Linked DNA regions of Homo sapiens: region 2 is linked to region 1. Evidence: read pairs that join two places in POLR2A ChIA-PET (ENCODE). Cell type or tissue: HepG2. All regions are shown on one strand. Each heading gives the region's core, and the rest is flanking DNA. Links, peaks and the distances in the headings are about the cores only.

The links. Peaks named below come from ENCODE experiments on the same cell type or tissue, not always from the same donor. Only the 100,000 strongest peaks of a DNase experiment are listed, where the experiment ranks them.
Region 2: POLR2A ChIA-PET joins it to region 1 with 13 read pairs; 22 of 35 experiments call an interaction of 5 or more read pairs at or near these places.

Annotation. Positions count from the first base shown.
Region 1 is chr7:99,999,661-100,007,987 of GRCh38, reverse strand. The region is part of intron 2 of LOC105375423 (a long non-coding RNA gene); the gene reads right to left. Among named protein-coding and RNA genes, the nearest start is that of ZKSCAN1, 12 kb to the left of the region's middle. RefSeq lists enhancers at 1-284, 285-785, 3,908-4,202, 3,805-4,305. In HepG2, for the core only: no CTCF peak of the experiment used is centred there; DNase peaks (open chromatin) are centred at 3,987 and 6,797.
Region 2 is chr7:100,075,421-100,083,747 of GRCh38, reverse strand. It overlaps ZNF3 (zinc finger protein 3), which reads left to right and starts at 2,025. Exons shown (of 6, transcript NM_032924.5): 1 at 2,025-2,113; 2 at 4,092-4,212; 3 at 6,315-6,445; 4 at 8,118-8,206. The coding sequence starts at 6,391. RefSeq lists a silencer at 1,617-1,696 and enhancers at 799-1,780, 1,937-2,086. In HepG2, for the core only: a CTCF peak has its summit at 1,802 (motif pointing right); DNase peaks (open chromatin) are centred at 987, 1,937, 2,697, 4,427 and 2 weaker places; H3K4me3 peaks cover 3,587 bases.

The DNA.
Region 1 (8,327 bases), core at 151-8,150:
TCCATGGCAATGAGCTGACAACCTAGAAGTTACTACCTCTTCCCTAGTAATTTCTGCACTAACTGCCCCTTAATCTACACGTAATTAAAAGTAGGTAGGCCAGGTGTGGTGGCTCACACTCACACCTGTAATTCCAGCACTTTGGGAGGCCGAGATAGGTGGATCACTTGAGGTCAGGAGTTCGAGACCAGCCTGGCCAACATGGTGAAACCCCATTTCTACTAAAAATACAAAAATCAGCCGGGTGTGGTGGTGCACGCCTGCATTCCCAGCCACTCCGGAGGCTGAGGAATGAGAATCGGTTAAGCCCAGGAGGCAGACGTTGCAGTGAGCCAATATCGCGCCACTGTACACTGTACTCCGGCCTGGGCAACAGAGGGAGACTCTGTCTCAAACAAAACAAAACAAAACAAAACCCCAAAAAACAAAAAATAATCTATGGTGGTGCTGAATGTAGACAGAGAAGAGCCAGTGTGGTTGTTCACGTCTGTAATCCCAGCTACTCGGGAGGCTGAGGTGGGAGGAGGGCTTGAGCCCAGGAGTTTAAGACCAGCTTGGGCAACACAGTGAGACTCCATCTCAAAAAAAAAACAAACAAACGAAACAAAAACAAAAACAAAAAACCAGTGACTGTAGAGAGAGAATAAAGTGGTTGGGGGAAAAGAAGTCAGGGCTTCAAAGTAGAAAGAGTACTGAAAACTTATAAATAGCACTTTATCAGGAAGGTAATGAAAGACCTGAATGTAGGTTGGTTAAAAGCATGATAGCAGGAAGAATCCAGGCACATTGAAGATGAAGACAGAAAAAAACAAACAAGCCACATTTAGCAATTTCAGCAGGAAATGAACACAGATCCTACGGGGAGGCGAAGTTAACTTGTAAATGAGACTCTGTATGAAGGTACCTCTATATACATTTGCGTAAAACTAGTTTAAAAGCTGCAAAACACAGTCACACAGTTGTTACAGAAACGTGATCACTAAAGAATAAATTGGGGTTGGGGCAGGGCATGGTGGCTAACGCCTGTGATCCCAGCATTTTGAGAGGCTGAGGCAGGTGGATCGCTTGAGGTCAGGAGTTCGAGACCAGCCTGGCCAACATGGCGAAACCCTGTCTCTACTAAAATACAAAATAATTAGCCACGCGTGGTGGCACATGCCTGTAATTTCAGCTACTTGGGAGGCTGAGGAACAAGAATCACTTGAACCCCGGAGGAGGAGAGATTGTGCCACTGCGCTTTAGCCTGGGCAACAGAGTGAGACTCTGTCTCAAAATAAATAAAATACAGGCTGGGCGCAGTGGCCCATGCCTGTAATTGCAGCACTTTGGGAGGCCAAGGTGGGTGGATCACTTGAGGTCAGGAGTTCGAGACCAGGTTGGTTAACATGGTGAAACCCTCTCTCTACTAAAAATATTTTAAAAATTAGCCAGGTGTGGTGGTGCGCACCTGTAATCCCAGTTACTCAGGAGGCTGAGGCAGAAGGATCACTTGAACCTGGGAGGTGGAGGTTGCAATGAGCCGAGATTGCGCCACTGCACTCCAGCCTGGGGAACAAGAGCAAAAACTCTGTCTAAAAAAAAAAAAAAAAAAAAAGGGCCAGGCATGGTGGCTCATGCCTGTAATCTCAGCACTTCGAGAGGCTGAGGTGGGCGGGCGGATCATGAGGTCAAGCGATTGAGATCATCCTGGCCAACATGATGAAACCCAGTCTCTACTAAAAATACAAAAATTAGCTGGGTGTGGTGGCGGGCGCCTGTAGTCCCAGCTACTTGGGAGGCTGAGGCAGGAGAATCGCTTGAATCTGGGGGGTAGAGGTTGCAGTGAGCCAAGATCATGCCACTGCACTCCAGCCTGGCGACAGAGCGAGACTCCATCTCAAAAAAAAATATATATATGTGTGTGTGTGTGTGTGTGTGTGTGTGTGTGTGTGTGTGTGTGTAAACAATAAATACATAAATTGAGGAGAAGGCAGGGGAACCAGGATTTGACAGTGACAAGAAAGAAAAGCCCAGGAGGACCTGGTGGCTGAGCCAGATGCTGGGGCTGGACTAAGGGTGATGGGAGCAGAGCTGGGACCTTTGGGTGGCAGAGAAGTTCTAATCAGTGAAACTGGGCAAAGCTATTTGGATGGAGCAGTAGAGTTGGGGTTAAGAGACAGAGACAGGCCGGGCCTGGTGGCTCACACCTGTAATCCCAACAGTTTGGGAGGCCAATGTGGGAGGATCATTGAGACCAGGAGTTTGAGACCAGCCTGGGTAACATACTGAGGCCTTGTCTCTACAAAAAATTTAAAAAATTAGCCAGGTGTGGTGGTGCGTGCCTGTGGTCCTAGCTACTCAGGAGGCTGAGGTGGGAGGATCGCTCGAGCTCAGTAGACTGAGGCTGCAGTGAGACTAGATCGTGCCACTGTACTCCAGCCTGGGCCACAGAGTGAGACCCTGTCTCAAAACAAAACAAAACAAACAAACAAACAACAAAAAAAAGAGGCAGAGAGACAAAGGCGGCGAAGAAGATGGAATGATGATGCCTTTCGGGTAGGTTTGGTGTTTTGGGTTGTAAAAGGGAGGATAAAGAAGTAGGAGAAAGTAGAAAGAACACTAATTGGGACTCAGGTAATGGCTTCAGGTAGATTGTACAGGTTTGAATGCGGGGAGACAAAGCCCACGAGGAGACAAGAGGAAACAAACTTGGAGGAAAGTTTCTGTGATTCTAAACACGTTCCCTCTCTTATCTCCATGATTTCAGCTAGTGGTGGGATGCTCTGTGTATGTTTCATGCAGTTTCACATAGTTGGGGGCTCAGTCTCTCCACATAAGGCATTTTATTTCTTTTCTCTTTTTTTTCTTTTTTTGAGACGGAGTTTCATTCTTGTTGCCCAGGCTGGTGCGCAATGGGGCAATCTCAGCTCACTGCAACCTCCGCCTCCCAGGTTCAAGTGATTCTCCTGCTCAGCCTCCCAAGTAGCTGGGATTACAGGTGCCTGCCACCACACCCAGCTAATTTTTATATTTTTAATAGAGACAGGGTTTCGCCATGTTGGCCAGGCTGGTCTCGAACTCCTGACCTCGGTGATCCACCCGCCTCAGCCTCCCTAAAGTGCTGGGATTACAGGTCTGCGCCACTGCGCCTGGCCTCTCCACGTAAGGCTTTGAGTGGCGTACTGGGAACGCCCCGCTGGTGGTGTCCTTGGGTGGACTGCAGGGCCCTCTAAGTGCCCCTTGAGGCTGACCACTTCGGCTTCCAGCATGTCTGAGATGAGATGTGACACTCTCTCCTGGGAGCCACCTGCAAGGTGATTATGTATTGGAACAAGCTCTCTTCTTGCCTTATTTTACAGCCCAATGGAGAGGAAGTAGGGGTCAGAGTAGTAGGGGTGTAAAATTTGGAGTCACTCTTGTTGGGCGTGTGGTTTGTGCAAGTGACCCGACCTCTCTAAGTCTTGACTCCCTCATCTGTAAAATAGGGATGGTTTTGGCAAATAGCTACCCACTTAGCTACTCTGAGGACGGTATGACATTGTGGAGGTGGCAATGCTTTGTAAACTGCAGAGGACTTTTAGGTGCCAGCCATCGCCATGTTTTAAATGCGGAGAACTGCATTTCTCACCACCTCGCAAAATAAAACTTCACAGTTTATTTGGGTTGGGTATAATTACCGGGCGAAAAATGTAAAAATAACAATGTTTTAGAAATTTCCCCAAAGAAGAAACAGTATTGGCTGGGGCTGCCTTCCCAGGGGCCCTGGAATCCTGAGGGTGCCTGACCTGCAAATGCCCAGCGCTTAGCAGGAGAACAGCCAGATGGCCCTGCTAGTTCCCTCTCTGTGCAAACATCTCTCACCCAGCCGAGTCAACAACCCTCCCTGGGTCAAGAGGCTCCTCCATGCTGCTTCTGTGTGGTGTAGCCTAGAAACTGGGCGGCTGGGGCACAGGGCTCTGGACTTTGGTTATGTGTTTAATCTAGGTCCCTGAGCTACAGGGTCATCTGTTTTGGCTCCTTCTCTGCTTATGTAAACAGGGCTGGTGGGCCCATCAGTACAGCCAGGCCCCGCTCTCACCCCCTCCTCCTGTAAACACATTACAAAGAATCTTTGTAACTGCCCAGGAAGAGCAGCTCTGCTCAGGGGAAGAGAGCCTGCATCCGGAGGGGGTGAGACTCGGGGTGGAGATGGATGGGGGAAGAGTAGGCAGGAGGGGCAAAGGTGGGGCAGGAGTGGTGCTTGCCAATACCTCCTGTACTATGTGGTACAGAAAAGCCAGCTTTGCTCAAAGTCTGGCCGTGATAGGAGGGGGCCTGTTGTCTGCAGCAGAAACCAAGGTGGTAGGAAGGGTGGTGTTAGAAAAGGGGAGAACTGGGGTGGGGCATGGTGGCTCACACCTGTAATCCCAGCAATTTGTGAGGCTGAGGCGGGAGGATTGCTTGAGGCCAGGAGTTTGAGATCAGCCTGAGCAACATGGGAAGATTCTGTGTCTACAAAAAATACAAAAATTAGCTGAGCGTGGTGGCATGTGCCTATAGTCCTAGCTACTTGGGAGACCGAGGCAGGAGGATCGCTTGAGGCCAAGAGTTGGAGGCTATAATGAGGTACGATCACACCACTGCACTCCATCCTGGGTGTCAGAGCGAGATCCTGTCTCTAAAAAAAGAAAGAAAGAAAAGGGGAGAATCTTTATTTCCTAACATCCTGCAGCCCTGACACTTTTCTTACCTTAGCAATTCAAACATGGTTAAAAAAAAAAAAAAGGAGGGGGTGCCAAGTGCGGTACTTCACACCTGCAATCCCAGCACTTTGGGATGCTGAGGCGGGTGGATCACCTGAGGTCAGGAGTTTGAGACAAGCCTGACCTACATGGTGAAACCCTGTCTCTACTAAAAAAATACAAAAAATTAACCGGGCCTGGTGGTGGGCACCTGTAATCCCAGCTACTCTGGAGGCTGAGGCGGGAGAATCGCTTGAGCTGGGAGGCGGAGGTTGCAGTGAGTCGAGATGGTGCCATTGCACTCCAGTCTGGGCAATAAGAGAGAAACTCTTTCTCAAAAAAAAAAAAAAAAAAAAGAACTAGGCCAGGTGTGGTGGCTCACGCCTGTAATCCCAGCACTTTGGGAGGCTGAGGTAGGTGGATCACCCGAGGTCAGGCGAGACCAGCCTGGCCAACATGGTGAGACCTTGTCTCTGCTAAAAATACAAAAATTAGCCAGGCATGATGGTATGCGCCTGTAATCCCAGCTACTTGGGAGGCTGAGGCAGGAGAATTGCTTGAACCCTGGAGGTGGAGGTTGCAGTGAGGTGACAGGGCGCCATTGCACTCTAGCCTGTGCGACAAGAGCAAAACTCCATCTCAAAATAAATAAATAAATACATACATACATACATACATACATAAATAAATACAATAAAAAGAACTAAAGCCTCCTTTTCAAGTAGTACAGGTTAGAAGCAAGAATATTAGCTGGAGAGTCAAGAAAACAAATTGTATTCCTGCTCCTACCCCTAATGAGCTGTGTGCCCTTTGGATGATGCCTTAACATCTTGGAGTTTCCTTGTCTAGATAAATCAGAATGATAATATTTGCCATTTTTTGAACACCCTTGATATGACAGGGATTTTTACCTGCTATTTTATTAATCTACACAAATACCCAATGAGGTAGGGTGGGTTATCCCCATTTTAGAGATAAAGACATTAAGACTTAGCTAGGAGAACTGACTTGCTTAAAAATATGTATGTGTAAGTAGCAGGAACAGCTCTTTTGTATTCCAAACCCCCATTCTGCCCCTGCAACTAAGAAAGGTGGGGGCGGGGTGGTGGCTCAAACCTGTAATCCCAGCATTTTGGGAGGCCGAGGCAGGAGGATCACTTGAGCCAGGAGTTCAAGACCAGCCTGGGCAACGAAGCAAGACCCTGGTTTTTTTTTTTTTTTTTTTTTTGAGACAAAGTTTTGCTTTTGTTGCTCAGGCTATAGTGCAATCGCATAATCTTGGCTCACTGCAGCCTCTACCTCCTGGGTTCAAGTGATTCTCTTGCCTCAGCCTCCTAAGTAGCTGGGATTGCAGGCATGTACCACCACGCCTGGCTAATTTTTGTATTTTTAGTAGAGATGGGGTTTCACCATGTTGGTCAGGCTGGTCTTGAACTCCTGACCTCAGGTGATCCACCCGCCTCAGCCACCCAAAGTGCTGGGATTACAGGCATGAGCCACTGCGCCCAGCCAGCAAGATCCTGTTTCTACAAAATATAAAAAATTAGCCAGGTGTGGTGGCATGCACCTGTAGTCCCAGCTACTTGGGAGACTGAGGCAGGAGGATCACTTGAACCCAAAGGCAAAAAAAAAAAAAAAAAAAAAAAAGAAGAAAAAGAAAAAAAAAACTATTTTTATTGCTTAGGGACAAAGTTTCTGACTTCCATAAACTCAAGATCAGCTGGCACGGTGGCTCATGCCTGTAATCCCAGCACTTTGGAAGGCCGAGGCGGGCGGATCACTTGGGGTCAAGAGTTTGATACCAGCCTAACCAACATAGTAAAACCCTGTCTCTACTAAAAATACAAAAATTAGCCAGGGGTGATGGTGGTCGCCTGTAATCCCAGCTACTTGTGAGGCTGAGGCAGGAGAATCGCTTGAACCGGGGAGGCAGAGGTTGTAGTGAGCCAAGATTGCAACACTGTACTCCAGCCTGGGCAACAGAGTGAGACTCTGTCTCAAAAAAAAAAAAAAAAAAAAAAAAAAGCTCAAGGTCTGGAGTCAAAGCCTCTACCTCTCCCAGATATCTCCTCCCACTGTATTTATCACCTTGGTTAAAATCCAGGGAAGGGAACAATCAGCAACTTGTTCCACTCGGGGTAGAACTTGGCAGGAACTCTCGAAGTTGCTGTTACTACCTTTCCATTGCAAGGCAATTCATAAATGTCTAAATTTCCATAGTACATCTTGGAGGCTGCATGAGGGAGAAAGAGCCAGCAACCCTTATGCCTACAGACAAAAATTAGTTTTTTTTTTTTTTTTGCTATGGGGTCTCACTCTGTCACCCAGGGTTGAGGGCAGTGGCACGATCTTGGCTTACTGTAACCTCTGCTTCCTGGGTTCAAGCGATCCTCCCACCTCCTACAGGTGTGAGCCACTGTGCCCTGCCTATCTGGCCCTTTATAGAAAAATGTTTGCCATCTCCTGTTCTAGATAAAAGTAGCCATCTGAGCAGGGATGAGGGAGGGTCTCACCATTCGGGAGGTAAATATCTATTTAATCCTCTTGTTTTCTCTGTAGCGTCCACACCCTCAACTGTGCCCGGTATTCCTCAGGCCAGCGGGGTCTGATTGCTGGCCTGAGGGGTGTGGGATCTCAGACCCACCATGGATGGGCAGCCCTAAACTTCCTTCTCCCACCTTCAATGGTTAAGTCTTTACTTCTGTTGGTATAGAGTGGTGGCTGGGCTTGGACTTTTCAGGAAGGAGACTGGAAGGTGTTCCTCTGGAGAAACTGACCCAGGGCTAAGAGCTACAGATACTGGCCGGGCATGGTGGCTCACGCCTGACATCCCAGGACTTTGGGAGGCCGAGGCAGGTAGATCACCTGAGGTCAGGAGTTCGAGGTCAGCCTGGCCATCATGGTGAAACGCCGTTTCTAATAAAAATAGAAAACTTAGCCGAGTGTGGCGGCAGGCGCCTGTAATCCCAGCTCCTCGGGAGGCTGAGACAGGAGAATCGCTTGAATCTGGGAGGCAAAGGTTGCAGTGAGCCGAGATCGTGCCACTGCACTCCAGCCGGGTAACAGAGTGAGACTCTGTCTCAAAAAAAAAAAAAAAGGTCACTTTATACCACACTTTGCTCTTGTTAATCAGACTCTGCAAATAGCAAGTGACTGAACCCTGCGATTCAGTTACAACAAAGACATTTGAATGGACAGAGAAGATGTTTGAGGAAAGCTCCTACCTTTTTTTTTTCTTTTTTTTTGACTGAGTCTTCCTCCATCACCCAGACTGGAGTGCAGTGATGTGATCACGCTCACTGCAGCCTCAAACTCCTGGGCTCAGGCAATCCTCCCATCTCAGCCTCCTGAGTAGCTGGGACTACAGGCGTGTGCCACTATACCCAGGGAATTTTTGTATATTTTCTTGGTAAGGACGAGGTTTTGCCATGTTGCCCAGGGTGGTCTGGAACTCCCGGGCTCAAGCCATCCTCCTGCACTGGTCTACCAAAGTGCTAAGACTACAGGCGTGAGCCACCACACCTGGCCAGTGCTAACCTCTTTAATGAGGATTGTTATTGCTTTTTCTTGAAGTTTTGATTGCAAATATATATAGTTTTCAGTAGTTTGCCCAACTCTATTAATTTT
Region 2 (8,327 bases), core at 44-8,043, 76 kb before region 1:
GGCTCACACCTGTAATCCCAACACTTTGGGAGGCTGAGGTGGGCGGATCCCTTGAGCTCAGGAGTTTGAGACCAGTCTGGGCAACATGGTGAAAACCCTCTGTCTCTACAAAAAAGTAGCCGGGCGTGGTGGCATGCATCTGGGGTTCCAGCTACTTGGGAGGCTGAGGTGGGAGGATCACTTGACCTTGTGAGGTGGAGGTTGCAGTGAGCCGAAATCACAACACTGCACTCCAGCCTGGGTGACAGAGTAAGACCCCCGTCTCAAAAGAAAAAAAAAATTTAAACAAGAAACACACAGGAGGCCGGGCGCGGTGGCTCACACCTGTAACCCCAGCACTTTGGGAGATTGAGGCGGCAGATCATTTGAGGTAAGGAGTTCGAGACAAGCCTGACCAACATGGTGAAACCTTGTCTCTACTAAAAATACACACAAATTAGCCGGGTATGGTATCACACGCCTGTAGTCCCAGCTACTTGGGAGGCTGAGGCACGAGAATCAGCCTGGGTGACAAGAGTGAGACTCCCTCTCAACAACAACAACAACAAAAAAAAAAAAAAAAAAAGGAAAAAGAATAAAAGAAACACATGTCAAAGGAAATCCAGCATAGAGTAATTTATTGCAAAAGGAAAATAGTATTTTGAAAGTTAAGTGCAGAGTAGACAGTACACCCTGGGAGAGAGAGAGATAGAGAGAGAGTTAGTTCAGGGAGGGCTGCTCCTAAGGATGAAACAGCAAAGGCTGGCTCTAGAGAGACCCCCTTTGTAAGGGGTCTTACACGATTATTCATAAGGGGGTGGGAGAAGTGTTACTAGTAAGTATGTTCTGGGTGGTCCTCTAGGTGCACATGCGCAGTGGGTGTACAGGCTTGTTCATACATTGCATGTTTCATTAGCATCTTAAATTTCCACCCAGGGGCGTGTTTTTTACCAAGATAATGAGCAAAGGGTCAGTTTGAGGACAGGTGAAATCAAAATGCGCATGCTCCCTACAGGGGAAAGTCCCTACTGGAGAGCGCTCAGCTTGAATGAGCTCAATTACAATGCGAATGCTGGGGCTTACTGTGTTGACTGCGGTCACCACGGTTGCCGCGTCTCCAGGACACGGTCACTTCCTTGACTATCCCCGCCTCGCTTCCACCTGTAGCTTCCTTTTTTTTTTTTTTGAGACAGTCTCACTCTGTGGCCAGCCTGGAGTACAGTGGTGCGATGTCGGCTCACTGCAACCTCCGCCTCCTGGGTTCAAGCGATTCTCCTGTCTCAGCCTCCAGAGTAGCTGGGATTACAGGCGTCTGCCACCACGCCCGGGTAATTTTTTTGTATTTTTAGTCGAGACGGGGTTTCGCCATGTTGGCCAGGCTGGTCTCGAACTCCTGACCTCAGGTGATCCGCCCGCCTCGGCCTCCTAAAGTGCTGGGATTACAGGCGTGAGCCTCCGCGCCCGGCCGGTAAGCTTCCTCTTCTCTGCTCTCATCACCTGTACACGGGTTTTTTCCTCATGTCAACTCTGTGATGGACTGGAATGTTTTCTTCAGATGTGGGTAATTTAAAGGGGGCATTTTTACAAGAAACAAAAAAAACTCGGTTTGTTCGGAGGCAAGTTTTAAATCAGGGTTCATTTTTTAATATTGATGAATCCTTCAATAATTGTATGTTTACTGCTGCCCTTCGCGAGCCAGCCTGAGAAGCGCGGGCTCGACATCCCCGCGCGCCCCCGCCGCCCGCCCCCAAGGCCGGCGACGCTGGAGCACATGTCCTGAGGCCCAGGACCGTGGTCGGCCGCTTTCGCACATTCGTGGCCAGCAGAGGGCGCAGCCGGCCAGCCCCCGCAGCGAAAGATCCCCGAGTGCCGCGTCAGCGATCGCGCTCCTTGCCCTCGCCGCCTGCCAGCCGCCCTGAGTCAGCAAACCACAGAGAGGCGAGGACCTCCCATTTTCCTAGACAGAACAAGTGGGCGTTGGGGGTACGGGTGAGTGGCAAGAACAACCGACCCGGAAGCGAAACGAGGGGGAACTTCCGTTCTTTGTTCTGTCCCCGGTGTGTGGGTCTGTGACAGGGTCCAACAGGGCCTGGTCCGTGTCCGGTCCCCCAAATCTGTCGTCCCTGCCCCCAGGGTGAGTCCACGCGTCCCCGGGTCTCGCGGTGAGACGGAGGCTGTGGTCGCCGGGGAAGGGGGTGGTGTCTGTGCCACTGCGGCCCGCAGGGTCCCCCGGCCGGCCCGGAGCAGGGTTCGGGGAGGCGCCCCTCCGTCCCCTGCAGCCCGTCCTCTACTCCGCTTCCCCAGGGATCCCCCTAGCCTAGCGGGATCCTGCGTAGGGGTTAGTAATGGGGCTCCGGTTCTGGTTTTGTGACTTTAACGGCGACCCAGCTGGAGCGTTTAAAAGTTTCAGCAGAGCGGTAGGGGCGCCTCTCTCTTGAAAGCAGCTAATGACAGCGACCCTAACTTGGTATTTCTCCCAGACGTTTTTATTTGATGTTAACACAGTTATTCGCGCCCGTGGCAGGAGAGGAAGTTTATTTTTACGCAGCTGGGTCCAAGGATCAGAGAAATTCTGCTAAGCGTACGCAGTTAGCACGAGGGCTGGGAGTGGGTGCAGACGCCGATTCCAGGGGTAATCCTGCTGGAGCCCAGTGCATCGCGTGATACACCTGGCTCAGGCTCCGTTTTCAGTTGTATTAGATTCCTGGTTTGATCCTCTCTCCGGAAGTGGGATTGAATCCACATCGGTGTTTACACTCTGAAGGGCTTTTGTAAACTCCAGGAGAAGATAGCAGAGTGATGAACCTGAAACCGATGGGCTAATTAGAGGAACGAGCGTATTATTTTCTCCAGAAAAGACATCTGTGGAGAGTGGGCATCATTTGATTATACGTGTTTGATGGACAGTCGGGTGGAAGGAGAAGATTCTGTTATTGAAGCTCTTTTTTTAAAAAAATTAATTTTTATTTATTTTTGAGACTGTCTCTGGAGTGCAGTGGCGCGATCTCGGCTCACTGCAACCTCCGCCTCCCGGTTCAAGCGCTTCTCCTGCTTCAGCCTCCCGAGTGGTTGGGACTACAGGCGCCCGCCACCACCTCCGGCGAATTTTTTGTATTTTTAGTAGAGACGGGGTTCCGCCCTTTTGGCCAGGCTGGTCTGCAACTCCTGGCCTCAAGTGATCCACCTGCCTTGGCCTCCCAAAGTGTTGGGATTACAGGCGTTAGCCACCGCGCCCGGCCTTTTTTTTTTTTTTCCTTTTAAAATGTTTGTGTGTGTATTAAGGTCTTGCTCTGTTGCCCCCGGCTGGAGTGCCGTGGTGCCATCATGGCTCACCATAGCCTGGAACTCCTGGGCTCAAGTAATCCTCCCACCTCAGCCTCCTAAAGTGCTGGGGTTACAGGCGTGAGCCACTGCAGGTCGCCAGTCATTGAATTTCTGTGATGCACTAGGTCTCTGTGCGGTGAAGGTCCAAGGAGATAGATTTTCAGCGAATCACCTGAAGACTTCTAATGGCTCAGCTGTGCAATGTGGATCCCCTGCTGAAGTAGTTCGGAGCACAGTGTCTAGCAAGTTAGCTGACAGAACGTTAGAACTTTCTTACCCTGGGTGGAGGTGGACCTGAGAACCTACCATTCCCTTTCATCTCTCCACGGGTGCAACGCAAATACTAGTTGTGGTGGTGGTCTTAATTGGTATTTATTAGCATATAATAAGTATTCTCTTTTTTTTCCTTTTCTTTAAATGTCTTGATTAGAAATGAAGTTTAGGCTGGACTCGGTGGCTCATGCCTGTAATCCCAGCACTTTGGGAGGCTGAGGTGGGAGAATCACTTGAGGCCAGGAGATTGAGACCAGCCTGAGCAACACAGTGAGGCTGCATTTCTACAAAAAGAATTTTAAAAAACTCAGCCAGATGTGGCAGTGCACACCTTTAGTCCCAGCTCCTTGGGAGGCTGAGCTGGGAGGATCACTTGAACTTAGGAGTTTGAGTCTGGAGTGAGCTCAAACTCACTGCACTCCAGCCTGAGCAGCAGAGTCAGACCCTGTCTCATGGAAAAAAAAAGACGTTTGCATGAATATTTTAAATTCCTTTTTTTCCCCTTAATCACACAGCATTGGCATCAACAAAAGTCAGAATTCCCGGGAACTTGAACAGAGGCTGCTAAATTCCCAGTAATTGCTCCTTTGGCCTTCTAGGGACTGACTTCAAAGAAGGAAGGAAAGAATCAGGCAGGTAAAGCTTTCCGTGTCTTGTTCTTACTGCCAGGCCATCTATCTCGGTCCCCACGGGCAGCACCAGGGAGTGAGGCTGGCAACAGAGCAGGGGAAGGGCCCTGTCTGGACCTGAAGCCATGGGGGCACAATGGAGAGTTTTCTTTCTGTGAGAAACGCTGTTTACTGATCTGGACACTGGGTGCTTGTTCTCAACAATATGCCTTTGAGTTCCAGCTTCACTTAACCCAGCTGTGAGAGGGAGCTGTTGCCTTTTTCTCTGGAGTCAGACCTTTGACCTGCCTTTCTAGGAGTTTGTACTGAAAGCTGACTTGTTGAGGGCGTCAGCTCATAAATAGCTCCGGAGATTGTAAAGGTGGTTGATAAGAGGATATGATGGTTGGCTCTGAGACACCATTGAAGGGACCCTGCTAGGAGGGCGATGGTGGCAAGAAGGTGTGTCACCTTGATTGCCAGTGGCCTGGCTTGTGCCTGAGTCAGTGCTTTCCACTGTGTAAGGGCTCTGGTATTGGACATTCTATATCCCCTGCTACCCGAAGACCAGAGTTGCCCAAACTTGCGACTGACTTTCAAACAGGACCCCTCTTCCTTTGTTCTTTTTTTTTCTTTTATTCTCTCAAACATTCTCTTATCCATTCCTCTTCCTTTGATGCCTTATGTGAGTGTAACAGTCTGTAATTATGAAGCACATACTTTTTGCATTCCCGATTTTTTTACTCCTTGCAGTTGTGAGTGGCAATAGAGTTAGCCCTCAGCAAACATTTGCTATGTGAGCAAATGAGTAAAGAGATAATGAGAGGTAGATCAAATCCAGGGTTGGTTGGTTTGTTTTGTTTTGTTTTGTTTTGTTTGAGACAGAGTCTCACTGTTGCCCAGGCTGGAGTACAATGGTGCGATCTTGGGTCACTGCCACCTCTGCCTCCCGGGTTCAAGCGATTCTCCTGCCTCAGCCTCCCAAGTAGCTGGGATTACAGGCGCATGTAACACCATGCCCAGCTAATTTTTGTATTTTTTCTTTTCTTTTTCTTTTTTTTTTTTTTTGAGGCAGAGTCTCTGTCTATTGCCCAGACTGGAGTGCAGTGGCGTGATCTCGGCTCACTGCAACCTCCACCTCCTGGGATCAAGTGATTCTCCTGCTTCAGCTTCCTGAGTAGCTGGGATTACAGGCACACACCACCATGCCCAGCTAATTTTTTGTATTTTTAGTAGAGATGGGGTTTCATCATCCTGGCCAGGCTGGTCTCGAACTCCTGACCTCGTGATTTGCCTGCCTCAGCCTCCCAAAGTGCTGGGATTACAGGCATGAGCCACCGTGCCCAGCCTGGGAGTAGTCTTTTTATGCCAGTGAATGTATATACCCGCTCCTGCATTTTGTTATAAATATTACTCAAAGTGATGGGGGCAGCCAAAGGCGGGATATTGTTGAGGAACTTGGGCCCTTTTTGTGGTCCTTGTGATAGTCTCATTTCAGGGAGTATATTTACCAGGATCTAAAAGACTAGTCTGAGGCTGGGCATGGTGGCTCACACCTGTAATCCTAGCACTTGGGGAGGCTGGGGTGGGCGGATCACCTGAGATCAGGAGTTTGAGACCAGCCTGGCTGACATGGTGAAATCCCACCTCTACTAAAAATACAAAAATTAGCCAGGCATGGTGGTGCGTGCCTGTAATCCCAGCTACTTGGGAGGCTAAGGCAGGAGAATCGCTTGAACCCGGGAGGCAGAGGTGGCAGTGAGATGAGATTGCGCCATTGCACTCCAGCCTGGGTGACAAGAGTGAAATTCCGTCTTAAAAAAAATAAAGAAAATTTAAAAATACCGGGCGCGGTGGCTCACGCCTGTAATCCCAGCTCTCAGGGAGGCAACAGGTGGGAGGATAGCTTGAGCCCAGGAGTTCCAGACCTGCCTGGGCAATATAGCGAGACCCTGTTCTCCACAAAAAGGAAAAAAAAAATTAAAAAATAAAAGAAAATAAAAGACTAGTCCCAGTTGCCACATTTCTTCTCACTGTTCCTGGGTACTCACTGAAATACTAGCTCCCATCTTTCTGTATTCAGGAGGTTTTTTTGAATTATCTTTGAACCTTGAACTTTTGCTTCTGCAGTGCTTCCTCATTCTCTTTTAAAACCCGCTTCCCGCTGAGTCTGCACCCAGGAGACCAGAGAGCACCTTGCCCTTCCATGGAAACTCAGGCTGATCTCGTATCTCAGGAACCTCAGGCCCTGCTTGACAGTGGTGAGGAATAAGGACTCATTCATTCTTTTACTCAGTCATTCTGCAATCATCCATTGAAATCGCTCACTTACCAGGTACTAGGCTAACTACTAGAATCCAGATGTGAATAAGACACACTCTTCGCCATTCAGTAACTCACAGCCTAGTGGGGAAGCTGACCGAACAGTAATCAATGACAGCTTGATAGGTTTGATAATTGAGGCAGATTGTTTTGTTTTGTTTTGTTTTTTTTGAGATGGAGTCTTGCTCTGTTGCTCAGGCTAGAGTGCAGTGGCACAATCTCGGCTCACTGCAACCTCCGCCTCCTGGGTTCAAGTGATTCTCCTGCCTCAGCCTCCCATGTAGCTGGGACTGCAGGCGCCCGTCACCATGCCCGGCTAATTTTTGTAGAGACGGGGTTTTGCCATGTTGGTCAGGCTGGTCTTAAACTCCTGACCTCAGTGCCCACCTTGGCCTCCCAAAGTGTTGAAATTACAGGCATGACCCACCGCGCCTGGCCACTGAGGCAGTTTTGAGGGGTTGTGAGTACCTCACGCGAGATTAATGAAACCGTGTCAATCATTCCATTTCTCGGGCATTCTATGCAGCCGACTTCATAGGCATAGTTTGTGCTTTTTAGGAGCATGCTTTTAGAGGAGGCGCTTCGGAATCATTTTATGGGTCATAGACAAAAAGACAGAGTGAATAGGAAGCCACTAAAGTATACTTTGCGGCCGAGCGCGGTGGCTCACTTCTGTAATCCCAGCACTTAGGGAGGCTGAGGCGGGCAGATCACAAGGTCAGGAAATTGAGACCATCTTGGCCAACACAGTGAAACCGCATCTCTACTAAAAATACAAAAAATTAGCCGGGCATGGTGGCACGCACCTGTAGTCCCAGCTCCTCCAGAGGCTGAGGCAGGAGAATTGCTTGAACCCGGGAGGTGGAGGTTGCAGTGAGCCGAGATCACGCCACTGCACTCCAGCCTGGGTGACAGAGTGAGACGCCACCTCAAAAAGAAAAAAAAAAAAGAATTGCAGAAAAAGGTAAGAGATTCAACACAGAAACAGGGAACATTTTTAGTGTACAGATTTGATCTGGGGTGGAGAGAAAGGAGCTGTGGGCATTGTGTTTCCAGTCAGGGCTGGGGTGAAGCTGCTGGTTTTTCTCTGGTCTAAGAACTTCATGCTGGGTGCAGTGGCACACGACTGTAATCCCAGCTATTTGGGAGGCTGAGGCAGGAGGATCACTTGAGCCCAGGAGTTTGAGACCAGCCTGGGCAACATAGCAAAACCCACCTCAAAAAAAAAAAAAATAGAACTTCATGCAAGAGCGGGATCATATGTTTCTGGCCAAGCTTGGGTGAATGGACAAGAATGCAGTAATCACTAAGATAGGACTGGGCGGTTTCATTGAGAGAAGAGTGACTGGAGAGAAGAGGGGACCTGGGACAGACTGGAGACTAAGAATGACCAGGCCTGTGGCCATCTGCTCAGGCAGGATGGACTCGCTCTGAGTTTGCCTTTGTTGGACACACTGTAGCTAGCTGCAGAGGAAGCAAACTTAGAAATGTGAGAGAGAGGGTCCTGTGTTGTCCCAGGACCCCGGGAGCTTTCTGTGGGTTGGGAAGTCAGCAGGTTGGGAGGTCACAGAGCAGATGGACTCATTCCTGGGCCCTTTTATTGCCCTTCAGCTCTTCCTTCAAAAGTTCCTGCCTTTTCCGACAAGGACAGCCTGGGGGATGAGATGTTGGCGGCTGCGCTCCTAAAGGCCAAGTCCCAGGTGAGCTGTGGTTCCGTTTATCCTTTTCCTTTCCATTTTCTGTGCAATGACATCCCATTCAGAGCTTTAAACCCTGATCTCCTCCATCAGGCCCATGGTTCTGTCCTGCTGAATCATGGAC